Regions from separate parts of the Homo sapiens genome. Here region 2 is linked to region 1. A link is an interaction called in ENCODE POLR2A ChIA-PET data of the cell type or tissue named here. Cell type or tissue: K562. All regions are shown on one strand.

Region 1 (2,500 bases):
TGGGAGGCCCTGGAGAAAGTCATCCCCTCCATCCAGGGTGCTGGGCCCTCCTGCTGGGTAGAGATAAGGGGGCTTCTGGTCCCTCCCAGGCAAACGCTGATGATTAGTGACAAGGCATAAAGGTGCCAAGTCTCACCAGTACAAAATCAATGGCTGGCGTGGGTTAAATTTCTGTCCAGAAATGATTATGGAACTAGCAAGACATACTTTATTAAATATTTTAATGAATCAGCATCATTTCATTTCTTTTATTCGCATCTTGCACTTTCATTTTTACTGACTTCTTTTTTTATTTTTTATTTTTTCATTAATTAATTAATTTTTTTTGTTTTTTTTTTTTTTAGAGGGAGTCTCACCCTGTTGCCCAGGCTGGAGTGCAATGGCACGATCTCGGCTCACTGCAACCTCCGCCTACTGGGTTCAAGTGATTCTCCTGCCTCAGTCTCCCGAGTAGCTGGGATTACAGGTGCTTTACTGACTTTTAAAAACTCATTCAAAATTCCTCATGTATAAAACCTCCTGGTGCACATATTAAGAACTCATGGGTTATAACTGAAAACAGAACTTCATTCTTTTTCCCCAACAGAGAGTACCATAACAATTGTTATTCCTAATCTATGGCTTATTTCTTACAAACATTGAATATAACAGCTTTCCAATGAGTAAATTTTTATGTTCTTATGCAGTGAAAGCAGATAAAATGTGCTTTATGTTGGTCCTTTTCAAAACTGGTAGAAAACACAGTCCTTAATCCAGAAATTGTGAACTCTAAATACAGGCTTACCAGAAAAGCCCTTGAAAGGCTAAAGAAATTTGCGGAACCATATGATATACATAATATGAATTTTTTCTGACTTAACATATTTTTAACAAAATGACACACCAATTCCATTAGCAAACAGAAGGCTAAAAAGGCACAGTGTGTGGGCTAACGGAGATAAGGAGCACCCCAACCAGGAGGGAGAGGGTTTGTCTGGGGCCTGGTGAGTTCATTAGTGAATAAAGCACTCACCTGTCACAGACACCACTCTGAGTGCAGCCTGTGATCCTAAATAAAATGAATTTGTTGGTTTCAGCTCAGTGCTTCAGGGAAAGGGGTGGGAAATCTCTTCATTCATTATTTGCCATGATTGGCACCTCTGAGCTACACAAACTAAATTTAGATTATTCAACTCTGATTCCTTAATCAGAAAAATAACTGGGGAAGGGAGGAATCAGGAGGCATTCAGGGCAAGAGAAACAGTGGCTGCATGTAACAAATGGTAAGCTATAATGATTACTCAGAGAAATCTGATCAATTGTCCCTAGAATCATTTTACAACAAAGAGGCCACCAAATCCAGGCCAACATGCCATGCGTTTTGACTTGCCCCTCTTCACCACGCAGAGCCTTCAGCCCAATGGTGGTGACGGGTTTATTAATCCATCTGCCCATATTTCCTGACCATCTACCATGAGCAAAACATTAGGTCATGTAGAGGATAAAAGAGTGAAAAGGAAAACAAACAACATTCTCAAACAGCTCATTCGCTTATGAAACAAGCGTATGGGAGACTCCAGTCTATGTCAGGCACATGGCAGGCACTGGGTGTGCAGCAATGAACCGGACAGTCCCTAATTTCACGGAACGTACCTTCTAGAAGGCAAGGCAGACAATCGTTTTACAACAAAGATGAAAGACATACAACATATTGTCAGGTATGGCTAGGGACCAGAAGAAAGCTAAAGGAGGTGGAGGAAGGGAGAGAGGCCGCAACTGCCCAGGTCAGTAGTGCAGTCAGGACCAGCCTCTCTGCAAAGGTGGCATTTCAGCAGTGACCTGAAGGGAGTGAGGGCGTTGTCCGGGGAAGGGCTTGCAAGCAGAGAGGCCAGCAAGCGCTGGAACACATTTGAGGCTTGTATTCATTTCCTAGGGCTGCTGGAACAAAATACCACAAACCAGGCAGGCAAATGTGTTGTCGTCCAGTTTTGAAGGCTAGAAATGCAAAATCAGGGTGTCAGCAGGGCTGTGCTCCCTCTGAAACCTGTAAGGGAGAATCCTTCCTTGCCTTTTTTAGCTCATGGCGGTGGCAACAATCCTTGGCGTTCCTCAGCTTGTAGATGCAGCACTCCATCCTCTGCCTCCACAGTCACAGCCTGTCTTCTCCTCTTGGAAGGACGCCAGTCATTTTGGATTAAAGGCCTACTCTAATAACCTCATCTTAACCTGACTGCGTCTGCAAAGACCCTGTTTCCAAATAAGTTCATGTTTACAGGTACCTGGGGGCTAGGATGTCAACATGTCTGTTGGGGGAACACAACTCAGCCCCATAACAAGGCTGTCAAAGAACAGCAGGGAGGCCACATGGCTTGAGTAGGGGGGCGGCGAGAGGTAGGGGAACCAGGGCGGATTGATGTAGAACTTTGTAGGTAATGAAAAACTGTGTCTTCTGAGTGACCTCCATTCTTCACTTATACTGCATGACTAAATGTGCCCATTGTGGCTGGGTGCCGTGGCTCAC
Region 2 (2,500 bases), 430 kb after region 1:
CCATGGGGTGTTACTTTAGCACTTAACTAGAGAAGATGTACACACAGTTATAGAAAGAGCTCGGGGCTCCTCATAGCCCATCAGATTCCACCATTTGATTTACACTGAGTGAAATGGATTATAAACATTTATAAAAGTCACCAGAGCAAAGGAATAAAGTGTCCTGAGGAGCACCAGGAAAAGAATCAACATTTTAGACTAGAAATATGCTCACCAAGTATCTGGGGAGTAAAATGCAAACCACAGTATGTGCAGTTTGGAAATATTGTATTTGTTTTACATATCAGCCTTTACACAGGTCTTCCAAACTTGCAGACCTGGGCTTTAGTTGATTTCCACTCATGCAGGCCTTACTCATCATCATTTCAAATGTTGCCATCACTATATATTACCATCTTCCACTGTGGCTTATATATCATGCTGCCTGGATCAGGGATGTTGTAGAAGTGAGTTTGCTCCTCCAGTGGATTTCAGGCCAACTTTTCCTATGTCATGTCTAAAGCCAAAAAAAAAGAAAGAATGTTATAAAATGGGTAACACTTCCCTATACTGATGCTGCAGTATGGTGGTTATATACGTGAAAGAAAAAAAACTGCAACAAAACAAAACAAAACAAATGAAAACCTGTTTTGTTCCTAGTGGGATAATGCCCCTGTGCTTTGTCAGCCAGCCATGGCATAACTGCCAATGTGCTGTCAGTCACATCTGCAGGGAGAAAGAGCATGCCTGTGTTTATTTGCATGACTTGGTTATTTTTTAAGTCTCCCCAGGTTATTGTAACATGTTGGAAAGGCTGAGAATTGCTAACTCTCATTATTGTGGAGTAAATTTTAATAGCCCTTAGGCTTGACAAATCATGTTTCTAGCTGATAATAGGAGAGATATTATTATCCCCAACTTACAGATGTCGAAGGCAAGGCTCAAATTATTTAAAGGCCTATTAGGGCTTAAGATTAATCACTGCTTAAGTACCAAATGAAATAAATGCCTTTGAGGAGAGCACACTTCCTTAACTTTTCCTTCATCTTAAATAAAGGACCCTGGAATCAGATATGCCTAGAATAGGGAAGGACTTCAGCTGTAATGAGGAAACTGGGAATCAGAGAGCCAGAGCTTATCTTGCCCATCTTTATGTTCCCTGCACTGTCTCATCCCATGAGCTCAATAAATATTTGATAAACTAAATGAAATGAGGTGACCAAGGTCACACAGCCCCCACACCTAGCTTCCAGCCTCCAATGGCGCTATACCTGCTCCATACCTGCTCCCCCTACAGAGGTTATCTGTCCCTGTGTAGCTGTGGAGACCACACCTCCTACCTTGTGTGGGTGAGTCAAGGTTTCAAATGGTCTGTCTCTTTCTTCCCAAAGTACACTTGTTTTGCTTTTCCAGCATGTGCAATGATTTTTTTATTCTAAAACTATGGTAGCTGTCCACGACAGAAATACCCGTCACTAAGTCAGGGTCTAGAGTCCCCAAACATCGCCCTCTCCTTCCATTATAACACTTTTTAAATGTATAAGAAAAGCAAGCTGGCTCATGCCTGTAATCCCAGAACTTTGGGAGGCTAAGGTGAGAGGATCGCTTGAGCCCAGGAGTTCGAGGCCAGCCTGGGCAACATAGCAAGACCTCATCTCTACAAAAATATCAAAAAATTAGCTGGGCATGATGGTGCATGCCTGTAGTCCCAGCTACTCAGGAGGCTGGGTGGGAGAATAGCTTGAGCCCAGGAGATTGAGGCTGCAGGGAGCCAGGATTGCACCGCTGCTCTCCAGCCTGGGCAACAGAGTGAGACCCTGGCTCTAAAATAAACAAATAAATGAAAATTAAAAAAAAAAAAAGAAAAGCAAGTTCATAAATGCTCTTGGTTTTGTGCAGGAATTGTTTACTCATTCACACAGGGGCCTGTCTCTGTACCAGTTACAAAGAGCCATGACCGGGAATATCTCTGAGGTTTTCTCTTGCACCGTCAACTTTCTGGTTTCTTATGAGTTGTGCTTCTCCTCAGGTTTCACATGTTATTCTGTTTCTCCAGCCCTGTCTGTGGACAATGTTATCTCTCATTCACACTTTTGGGCCCTTAGGCACTGTGCAACCTCAACCACTGCCTCCTCCCATAACTGCCACTGCATTCATCCCCAACCCGGTCCACCTAGTTCACCTCCGAAGGTGGTGGGAGTGAAGCTGGCCTGGGGTTTTCACTGTGGTAGACTGTGGGGGTCTCTGCAATTTGGGCCACAGGGAGAGTGAGGGGTGGGGCAGACGGAGACCAAAGATGAGGAGAGAGATGGAAATTGTTTCCTGAGCTGTGAGGAGCTGCCTGGACTTTGGGAATGTAAGGAGAGCTAGAATATTCTGTTGCTGTTGTCCTTGAGTGCAGCGCCCTGGGTCGGGGAGCCATGGGGAGGGAGGTAATAGGTCTGGATGACATGCCACCATCAACTAGAGAAGAGCCAGCCTATCAAGGAACCCAAAAGAAAGTGGATTAGCAGGCTGTGCT

What was found. Peaks named below come from ENCODE experiments on the same cell type or tissue, not always from the same donor. Only the 100,000 strongest peaks of a DNase experiment are listed, where the experiment ranks them.
Region 2: POLR2A ChIA-PET joins it to region 1 with 5 read pairs; 2 of 35 experiments call an interaction of 5 or more read pairs at or near these places.

Annotation. Positions count from the first base shown.
Region 1 is chr18:57,588,422-57,590,921 of GRCh38, forward strand. No RefSeq gene overlaps it. Among named protein-coding and RNA genes, the nearest start is that of FECH, 3.0 kb to the left of the region's middle. In K562, no CTCF peak of the experiment used is centred here; DNase peaks (open chromatin) are centred at 40 and 960.
Region 2 is chr18:58,019,652-58,022,151 of GRCh38, forward strand. No RefSeq gene overlaps it. Among named protein-coding and RNA genes, the nearest start is that of NEDD4L, 23 kb to the right of the region's middle. In K562, no CTCF peak of the experiment used is centred here; no DNase peak of the experiment used is centred here.